2 separate regions of the Homo sapiens genome follow, and region 1 is linked to region 2. A link is an interaction called in ENCODE POLR2A ChIA-PET data of the cell type or tissue named here. Cell type or tissue: CD4-positive, alpha-beta T cell. All regions are shown on one strand. Each heading gives the region's core, and the rest is flanking DNA. Links, peaks and the distances in the headings are about the cores only.

Region 1 (5,384 bases), core at 90-5,089, 53 kb after region 2:
ATATTGAGCCTGAAGATGAGATGCAAGGGAACTGTAATCATTGTCTGAAGACATTTGAAGAATCAGCCTGTGGAATAATGTGAACATTTATGGAGGACATCTCTAAGCATTTGACATTGATTAACTCATAAAATCTAATAATGACTGAAGTTAATATTGTTGTCATTCCAGTTGGAGATCAGGAAAGTAAGGGTCAGAAAGGCTAAATGAGTAACTTGCTCTGAGTCAGCTTAGAAATGGCAGAGCTGGGGCCGGGCGCGGTGGCTCACGCCTGTAATCTCAGCACTTTGGGAGGCCGAGGCGGGCGGATCATGAGGTCAGGAGATTGAGACCATCCTGGCTAACACGGTGAAACCCCGTCTCTACTAAAAATACCAAAAATTAGCCGGGCGCAGTGGCGGGCGCCTGTAGTCCCAGCTACTCGGGAGGCTGAGGCAGGAGAATGGCGTGAACCCAGGAGGTGGAGCTTGCAGTGAGCCAAGATAGCGCCACTGCACTCCAGCCTGGGTGAAAGAGCGAGACTCCGTCTCAAAAAAAAAAAAGAAATGGCAGAGCTGGGTTGGGAGCGGTGGCTCATACTTGTAATCACAACACTTTGAGAGGATGGCTTGAGCCCAGGAGTTTGAGACCAGCCGGGAGGTCAAGGCTGCAGTGAGCCATGATCACGCCACTGCATTCCAGCCTGGGTGACAGAGTGAGACCCTGTCTCAAAAAAAAAAAAACAAAAAAAAAAAAAAAACAAAACTGGGGAGGCAGGCAGAGCTGGGATTACAAACCCAGGCAGTCTGCCTCTAGAACTAAAGTCTTTTTTTTTTTTTTTTGAGATGGAATTTCACTCTTGTTGCCCATGCTGGAGTGCAATGGCACCATCTTGGCTCACCACAACCTCCGCCTCCCAGCTTGAGGCAATTCTCCTGCCTCAGCCTCCCTAGTAGCTGGGATTACAGGCATGCGCCATCACACCCAGCTAATTTTGTATTTTTAGTAGAGACGGGGTTTCTGCATGTTGGTCAGGCTGGTCTTGAACTCTTGACCTCAGGTAATCCACCCACCTCAGCCTCCTGAAGTGCTGGGATTACAGGCGTGAGCCACCACACCCAGCTCTAAAGTCTTTTTTTAACCTTTTTATTTTTTTAAAGAGATGATAGCTCGCTATGTTGCCCAGGTGTTCTCAATCTCCTAGGCACAAGCTAGTCCCCCAAACTGCTGGGATTACAGGTGTGAGCCACTGTGCCCAGCCTCTAGGACTAAATTCTTGGCCATTGTGCTACACTACTTGGCACTCACGGACACGTTCTTAAGCTTGTTCTCCATGGCCCCAACTAGTCCAGTGGGTTCAGTAGATGAGGGTGCAGGGAAACTCACTTCTTCTTACTTAAATCATCTTAGAGGAGCAAACCAAAGATAGGAGGGAATCCTCTGTCGCCAGAGCTTCCTGCAGCCTCGCCTAGCTCACTCCTGAGAACAGGGAGAAGGACCCTGCCGGGTCAGTGACCTTCCAGGCTCTTTGATGCTGGCTCTTTTTTTACACTGCCACTCTGTGGGTGTTTGCTATCAGAAGCCATGCATTGAAACTCATGTCTTCTATTTACAAGTTAATATATTTGTCTTACTTGTAGCACAGAAATACTTTCACGTAAGTATTATTTATTAGCTTTATGCAATGTAGCATGTTTTGTTTTATGGCACATTTCCAGTAATAATTTCTTGGTTGGATAAAAGCCATATTGTCATCAATTTTTTTTTCTTGAAGATGTTTTCCTGAATATAAAATTTATACTTTTTATTGTAGAAAATTGGAAAGTCTAAGAAGAAAATTTAAAAACTGTTGTAATCTCACTGCTCCAAGATAATCATTGTTAACCCTTGAGTGTATTTTTCCTGTTATATATTTTTCACAGAAAAGTTTGACAACTCTTGCTTTAGATTCATCAAGATTCTTTTCACAGAAAAACAGTTTTATTTTGATAAATTCTGAAGATTCCTTTTCTTTTCTTTCTTTTTTATTTTTTTGGCTAGGTTTCTGCCTCAATGCTCAAGCAGTTTCCCAACAGTGGCCTGAGTCCAGGTCTTTTCAATGTGGGGCCCCAGTTATCTCCTCAACAAATTGCCATGCTGAGCCAGCTTCCACAAATTCCCCAGTTTCAGTTGGTAAGTAGAAGATTTTCTTCCTGTGGCTAAAAAGGTCATTTGCTTTTTTTTTTTCTTTAGCTTTGATTTGCTTCCCACATCTTTGCCACTTTCTATGTTCAAAGGGTGCTAGTCCACACTTCTTTGCAAACTATGGAGTGTGCTTAAGGGTTGTCAGCTCAACTGGAGGAAAATGTAACCAAGAGACCGGGAATTTGGTGTTACTTCCCTCCTGGATACTTTTGATTGTGTGACCTGTACTTCAGTGCACAGACCCTTTAGGTGTCCTCAGTAAATCAATCTCAGGAAACTTTGGTTTTCTGTCTTTCCCCCTTGTTTTGTAGGCATGTCAGCTTCTCTTGCAGCAGCAGCAACAGCAGCAGTTGTTACAGAACCAGAGAAAGATTTCTCAAGCTGTACGCCAACAGCAAGAGCAGCAGGTACGTGGGTAGGCAGGGTCCCTCCAGTGCTGTGTTGGAGGAGTACATCCCGGCTTAGCCTCTGATGGCAAAGAACCGGGCACAGTCTTTTCCTGGGAAGTTCGGGGCCGTGCTTATCACGTGTCTGTCTCTCTTGGCCCTCAGCTGGCTCGAATGGTGAGTGCACTGCAGCAGCAGCAGCAGCAGCAGCAGAGGCAGCCAGGCATGAAGCACTCGCCCTCTCATCCTGTTGGGCCCAAGCCGCATCTGGACAACATGGTACCCAACGCATTGAATGTGGGGCTCCCAGACCTTCAAACCAAAGGGCCAATACCTGGATATGGTTCTGGTAAGTTGTTGGTAGAGAAAATTACCTTTTTAGAAATCTACCTCTCTAGGCCTGTGGTAGGGGTTGCACCTGCATTACCCTCCTTTTTTATGTCAGCTGTACAAGGTAGGTAAATATTCTTATCCCTGGTTTACAGATGAGACATCTGAGGCTTCTTGAGTTTCAGTGGGTTTCCAGAGCTCACCACATGGTTACTAAATAGCAGAGCCAGGCCTCTAACTTCTCTGGCTCCAAAGCAGTCTTCCTTTTTTTTGTGTGTGTGTGTGTGTCTGGTTTATTTTATTTAACACAGTAAAGGCTCATACATGCTATAGCACATATCAGAATTCATCCCTTTCTAAGGCTGGGTAATACTCCATTGTGCAGATATACCACAGTGTGTTTACCCACTTTTCTGCTGAAATGGATAAACTTGGATTGTTTCCACCTTTTAACTACAAGTTGAGCATCCCCTAATCTAAAAATCCAAAATGCCCCAAAATCTGAAACTTTTTGATCACCAGCATGAAGCCAGCAGTCTTTCAATACGTGTGTATGAATGGCAAACTGCTCTCCTACCGCCGGGAATTTTTAAAACCCTATTTAAATGCTTGTGCATGCTGTGAGTGGTACACATGGCTGAGGTTATGATCTGTTAAAATATGTACTAGTTTGAAATGTTTTAGTGTACTCATATTAATAAAATTGCCTTCTATAGAAAAAATGAACTAAAATTATAGTGCAGATTGATAAAAATTCATTTGATATTAGTATTTCATCTGATTTAAATAGAATTAGAACAAGTAAGGTTATGCCTTTAACATTCTTCAAGAATTTTTTGGCAGGCAAATCATAGCTCTTTCAGAACTGGAAAACATGCTGTAAGCAGAATCTAATTGGTGAGGAAACAGTGATTTCAAAACAAAATTTTAAAATGGAAAAGATACCACACACCATCATAGTTTCATCTCAAACTGACAACATTTAGAATTTATCTTCTAAAGAAGATACTGTTCTACGCACACTCAAAAAACGAGTTGGGCCGCGCGCGGTGACTCACACCTGTAATCCCAGCCCCTTGGGAGGCTGAGGCAGGCAGATCACGAGGTCAGGAGATCGAGACCAGCCTGGCCAATGTAGTGAAACCCTGTCCCTACTAAAAATACAAAAATTAGCCGGACGTTGTGGCATGCGCCTCTAATCCCAGCTACTGGGGAGGCTGAGGCAGGAGAATCACTTGAACCCGGGAGACGGAGGTTGCAGTGAGCTGAGATTGTGCCCCTGCACTCCCACCTGGGTGATAGAGCAAGACCCCATCTCAAAAAAAAAAAAAAAAAAAGAGTTGGGAAGACATGAAATTGCTGGTTCTAGGTGACAGTGTGACCCTGGACAAATGGCAGCGGCTGACTGTGCGCCAACCCCGTGATCCTCCTACTGCACGTGCAGGGGGTGAGCAAAGACTTCAAGGTGTTCTTGATCTTGATCTGGATATTTTAACGGAATTACTTTGTAGATCCTTAGCTTCCACCAACTGTTTTCATTCTTAAAGATGATCTGCCTGATAACTGACTTAAATTCGAAATAACTTTTCTTGCACTTGATATAGAAGAAGGTCAGCTCTGTGCTCATCTGGGCTGCAAAACACCAGGGTACCAAACATGGCGGGGCCTCCCTTGATTACTAACAAAGGTGTCCTTATGCTGTATTTCCTTCTTCTTCTTCTTCTTCTTCTTCTTTTTTTTTTTTTTTTTTTTTGAGGCGGAGTCTCACTCTGTCGCCCAACCTCCACCTCCCACAACCTCCACCTCCCAGGTTCAAGCGATTCTCCTGCCTCAGCCTCCTGAGTAGATGGGATTACAGGCACATGCCACCACTCCCAGCTAATTTTTGTATAGTAGAGATGGGGTTTCACCATGTTGATCAGGCTGGTCTTGAACTCCTGACCTCAGGTGATCTGCCCACCGTGGCCTCCCAAAGTGCTGGGGTTACAGGCGTGAGCCACTGCACCTGGCCGATTCTTTCTTACTTCTAATGGCTAAAGGATCAGAGTTAAGCATACACATATATACGTATTTACTGAAGAAATTTTATTATTTTTGTCATACTCCTGTTTCATAAGTAACTTGTAAATTTAGCTATGCATTATATTATTCCATATTAAAGAGAAATATTGACTTATTAGCTTGTTTCTATATTTGTTAACTTATTAAATAATAGATAAACATTATTAGGTCTCATTTTAATTGTGACCTGACCATTTATAATCTGCCTTATAAGATAGATGTGTTTTGTCATTTATTTCACTTACAATTTTCCTGTCTGGGCACAGTGGCTCACACCTGTAATCCCAGCACTTTGGGAGGCGGAGGAGGGCAGATCACTTGAGGTCAGGAGTTCAAGACCAGCCTCCAACATGGTGAAACCCCGTCTCTACTAAAAATACAAAAAATTAATTGGACGTGGTGGTGTGCACCTGTAATCCCAGTTACTGGAGTGGCTGAAGCAGG
Region 2 (5,384 bases), core at 244-5,243:
CCATAATTGAGTTAATATATTCTGCATTATCTGTGAGGAATACTGCCCAGAAGCCATCTGGATATTGTCGTATTCAAATCAGGTCCTTTGCTGAGTGGAAATTAATCGTGTGTGTGTGTGTGTGTGTTTGTGTGTGTATTCTTTTAGGTAGATATTATAAAAGCTTACCTTAATAGGCTTCTTTGAAACGAAACTTAATGTCATGTTTTACAAAAGAGGTGACAAACCAAGATGTGGGAATAATTAAATGTGAGTTTTATGGATCCTTTTGATTTAAATGAAATACTGTGTTCTATTCAGTCACAGAGATGAAATGTCGTCTTGCCCACCACTTACAAGCATTCAATTTGCTGCGGAAATGGATTGTGAATGTAGATGTATAACCTTCTGTTATGATGTTACTTTAATAGAGAGAAGGAGCAAGAAAGGGAAGAACAGTTAATGGAAGACAAGAAAAGGAAGAAAGAGGATAAAAAGAAAAAAGAAGCCACTCAGAAGGTAGGTTTAATCAGTTAAGTCTGTCTTTTTATCTGCTAGGCATCCAGCATCCAGAACAAGAAACTGTCTTGGCTTGAATATCCGATATCTTTTATTTTTTTTCCTGAGATGGAGTCTTGCTCTGTCACCTAGGCTGGAGTGCAGTGGCGTGATCTTGGCTCACTACAACCTCCGCTTCCCAGGTTTAAGCGATGCTCCTCTCTCAGCCTCCTGAGTAGCTGGGATTACAGGTGCACGCCACCACGCCTGGCTAATTTTTGTGTTTTTAGTAGAGATGGGGTTTCTCCATGTTGGTCAGGCTGGTCTCAAACTCCTGTCCTCGTGATCCCCCACCTTGGCCCCCCAGAGTGCTGAGATTACAGGTGTGAGCCACTGCACCTGGCCTGAATACCTGATATCCCAATAATGGTACTTGAGACATTTGTTTACTTAAAAGTTTTTATATTTGGAAGTGGGAGAAAGTTCAAGGTCTGCATTTGTTACCATAAAGTAGATGTTAAATAATGCTATGGCTGAGTTTTTGAAAACAACAGTAAACAGTATTACAAAGGCAAGAGAGTTTTCAAACTCTCAACTCTTGTCGTATTTCCTTATTTGTATATTAATTTAATCTATATTTTCTTAAGCAAGCCTATAGAATAGCTTTTAAAAACTGGCTGGAGGTTTGCCCCGGTGTTCTTTTGTTCCACCCACGGTGCTGTTGTCTAGATGAGTCTACCTTGGGAGAATTACAAGTAGAAACCCCTCTCGGAAAGGATCTAGTGAGCCCACGTAGTGCTTTGGAGGATATGGCATTGTGTGGCTTTGAGGAATTGCTTAGAGAAAACAAGAGATGCTAAAAGAAAAAAGGCAAAGGGCCAACGGCTGTCACCTGTCAGGTCTCAGGTGAGCGGTTTGTCCGGCAGAGTTGTCCAAGGCAGAGTGGTTAGAATGTACCTTACCTCCCTGTTTGCCTCAGAGCATGCCCCTCTGCCCTGTCTGTTGTCTGATCTTACCTGTTTCCCCACCTTACCATTCTTTTTGCATCTCTTAACTTGGGCTCTGGCTCAGCAGGGTTGCTTTGGTACCTTTTTTGGAGGTAAGGTGATTTTCTGTCAGGTATTGTTACTGCTATGTAAAGCATTTGGGAAGCAGGGCCTACTGTGGGAAAGGTTCGAGGGTCCCTGCCCTGGTGCTAGTTAATTGAAGCTAAGTTTAGGGAGAAAGAAACTGTGATAAGGTTCAGAGGAAACTCTAGATTTAGAAGACAGTCAAGGCAGTCACACACAAGCCAGTGTAACACTGCACGTTTTTCCAGCATTATTGGATATAGCGTTTCTCATAACTCAATTTTTTGAATTATTGAAATAATAATTTGTGAGTATCAGCATAAGAAAAATTCTGAAAATAGTTTCTGAATTGGATTGCATATGTCCCTGCTATGTTAAATATATGAAATGTAATTTTATCTTTTCTTCATGACTTAATTAAAAGGAACATTCATTATTATTTGGTGCTATAATAGACCGCTGTGCTCTTTAAGATTTTGTCTGCTTTTAATTGTGTTTGTCTCTATTAATAGTGGTATATTCTCCATCACATCTTCATGCAGTCAGGGTACCTGCTTCTAATGTGTTGCTTCTCACCTGAGTTTGTTAGAATTGCCTAAAATTCTGGAGTGAAAAGTCTAAATAAATAAGCCAGATTGCCTGGTGTGGTGGCTCATGCCTGTAATCCCAACACTTTGGGAGGCCAAGGCAGGAGGGATCACTTGAGTCCAGGAGTTCGAGACCAGCCTTGCCAACATGAAAACCCCGTCTCTACCAACAAAAATACAAAAAAAATTAGCCGAGTGTGGTGGTGCACACCTGTGGTCCCAGCTACTTTGGAAGCTGAGGTAGCAGGATCACTTGAGCCCAGGAGGGGGAGGTTGCATTGAGTGGAGATTGCACCACTGCACCCCAGCCTGGGTGACAGAGTGAGATCTTGTGTCTAGAAAAAAAAAAAAAAACCATAGAAGTCAGATAACCCAGAGATGTTTTTGTACTTTCCTTTGCGTCCGTGGCCACATGCCCTGTCACTGAGGTTGCAGTATGCAGGTCCACCAGCTGTGGGTGTTTGTAGCATTGCCCCTGTGGTTTCTGGGTTCTTGTCGCCGTGCCTCGCACACATTGCACCCTCCACCTCCAACTGGAGGGATGTGAGATTAAACCTCAGTGAAAGTTTTCTTTCCTTAGGACACTCACACATTTCCTCTACTAAGTTGATACAAAAATCGGATTTTGCAGTCTATGGAGATGAGTGATTAATAGGCTGGGTACCAAGGTACTTGAGCAAAGGCTGTTAACAAGAGGATGCCAAACAGAGTGATTTAGAGAGTATATATTCCTCTTCATTTTTAACATACATAACAGTGTTTTCTTAAACTACAAATATCAATACCTAAAATGATTAATAAAATATGCCTCTGTAATATGCCTTTGATTGGATTCCACAAAGAAAAATGATTTAAAATAAAGATGGTGTGAATGTACTTGAGAGTGAATGAGATTATTTATGCAGAGAATGTAGTTTATGTAGCTGGACAGTCTCTCCTATGTGCCTTCATCTGCATTAAGAACTGATGAAGAAGTGATAGCAAAGGGGAAAATTACCGTAAATAAAATTTTTAAGTGATTAATTTTATGAACAATAAAAATTCTATCGTTTTTGCTCAAAAATGTTCCAGATCAGCTTGACATAGAATCTAGGCTGACGCAGGCTGATGCGTGGCCTTTGATCTTGTTTTATTATACTGAACCATTGCATAATTTCAGAATTAAATTCTGATTTAGCAGTTTTAAGGAGAGCACAAAGCTTACCATGTGATTATCTTCGTGGTTTCCAACCTTATTGTAGAGACATCACCTCAGCTAGGAGCCATAAAATGTGCTATGATGCAAAGAATCGTGGAGAACGTGCCAGAGATCTATCATGTGGTCAGTGGTTCATTCATTCGGTCCGCAAACATTTGTGGTGCCTCTTCTAAGGGCTTCCACATCTCTCATGCTGCTTTCCCCAGTGCTTTTTGACCACCTCTTTGTGTCCATCTTCACTGTTAGACTGACTGTAAGTTTCTTGGTTTTATTCGTATTTGTATGGCCAGTAACTAGGGCAGTGCCTGGTGCAGGATAATCACTCAGAAATTGTTTAATAAGTGAATGGTCAAGAATGAAGGTGGAAACATAATTTTCTTGAAGAATTGACACTTACTTAAAGCTAAAACTAAATTACCTCCACACAGAAATTAAGCATGAGCCTTTTCCAGTGTTCATTGGTTGTAGCAGTTGGCTCTTCCTGGAGCCATCACTGAGTAAACTGGTAGATACCCATTCATGAGAGAGGTGTCAAAGAAGGGTTCCATTCACATTCATTTAGGCTGATGCTGCTAAAGGAGCATTGTTTAGCGTTGGCAGAACACATGCTTTGATCATCCAGCTTCTCGCCGTCTGGGGGACAGCTTTTAACAGAACCCACATGATAAAACATATTTGACATTATTTGGGCTTGTTGCTTACAATGGGAAGGCACTGACTTCCTGTATAACTGATCTTCAAAATGGCATTCTAAGAAATAGTTACAATGATATAAAACCTAAATTGCCTTCGGGAATTGGTATGTGGCTGCATTGTCATTCATTCTTGGATAAGTAAAGATGTAGAAAAATTACACAAGAATATTTTCAGTAGAATTGAGCTCTGTAACAGTACTGGGAAACATTCATTTTTAAGATGCTGGATTCCACAAATTCACTGTAATAGAATTAGCTTGTCATTTAACACAGGAATGTAGGAAACACACCAGGAAGTTCTACAGGCGGATCCTTTAACTCTTATTTAGAGTCTGATGGTGTGCTGGGATCCATTGCGAGGTGGGCTGGTCAGCTACAGGACCTTCCTTCCAGGGATGATTGTGTTTTTGTGAACCCCCATGGCCGTAATCCAGTACGATTACCAGCCACAAATCATCAGACTTCTTCTTTGCTATATGAATATTTTTATTACAAAAGTCAGATAACCAAGTAAAAATGCTTTAAAAGATTAACAGTTGGGAAAATGGGTCAGAATCACCCACAATCTCAAAAATTTAGTGTAACCACTATTGGAACAATGGCTTAGTTCCTTTTGGATGTTTTGCTTGTGCATCACCTTTGTGGTTTTATTGTTATAAATTAGATGCCCTCCTTTATTTTCCCCTCTTAAAAATATCAGAAGCAGTTTTCTGTAAGGCTCCTAATCATCATTTCCAAACTCTCTGAAGTCCATTACTATGTTCAGCCTGTCCAGCCTTCTAGGTTAATCATTTCCATAGACGTATTAGTTACTATATAAAGAAATACTTTCTTTTTTTTTTAACAAAGCACCCTTGATTTGTCCAAAATTTACATATTTCAATCTTACTGCTGTACTTCATGCTATTTTATATAAGTGTTGATAATAACAGCAAACATTTATTGAGCACTGCATAGCATATCTGATTTAATCCTTACAGCAGTCCTTTGCAGGGTTTATACTATTATTATCTCCATTCAATAGATAATAGAAAACTGGGGGTCTCATAGCCAGAAAGTGACAAGGTTTGGTTTTGAATCCTGCTTTCCGACCATGACGTCTGATGCCTCTGATGATGAGTCCCTGAGGTTTTGCTTTTAGATTTCAGATCAAGTGTTTGTGTCTATACTCATAGGGGAATCTTTTTGTGTCTATGGCTAATTTAGTTTCTGGGCCACATTCATGTGATTTTTCTCTAGTCATAGCATTCAAAATGCAAGTAGCATTCTCAGTGGGACCTCATCGTATAATGAGTGGAATGCTTTTTTTTTTTTTTTTTTAAGTTTTACTATTCTTCCTAATGGTGGTCATGTAAAT

The links. ChIA-PET counts read pairs that join two places held together with the same protein. Peaks named below come from ENCODE experiments on the same cell type or tissue, not always from the same donor. Only the 100,000 strongest peaks of a DNase experiment are listed, where the experiment ranks them.
Region 1: POLR2A ChIA-PET joins it to region 2 with 8 read pairs; 5 of 35 experiments call an interaction of 5 or more read pairs at or near these places.

What each region holds. Positions count from the first base shown.
Region 1 is chr22:40,298,436-40,303,819 of GRCh38, forward strand. TNRC6B (trinucleotide repeat containing adaptor 6B) reads left to right here. Exons shown (of 23, transcript NM_001162501.2): 13 at 2,020-2,151; 14 at 2,475-2,570; 15 at 2,715-2,898. Among named protein-coding and RNA genes, the nearest start is that of ADSL, 45 kb to the right of the region's middle. In CD4-positive, alpha-beta T cell, for the core only: no CTCF peak of the experiment used is centred there; no DNase peak of the experiment used is centred there.
Region 2 is chr22:40,245,605-40,250,988 of GRCh38, forward strand. It overlaps TNRC6B (trinucleotide repeat containing adaptor 6B), which reads left to right. Exons shown (of 23, transcript NM_001162501.2): 2 at 411-498. Among named protein-coding and RNA genes, the nearest start is that of TNRC6B, 70 kb to the left of the region's middle. In CD4-positive, alpha-beta T cell, for the core only: no CTCF peak of the experiment used is centred there; a DNase peak (open chromatin) is centred at 2,567.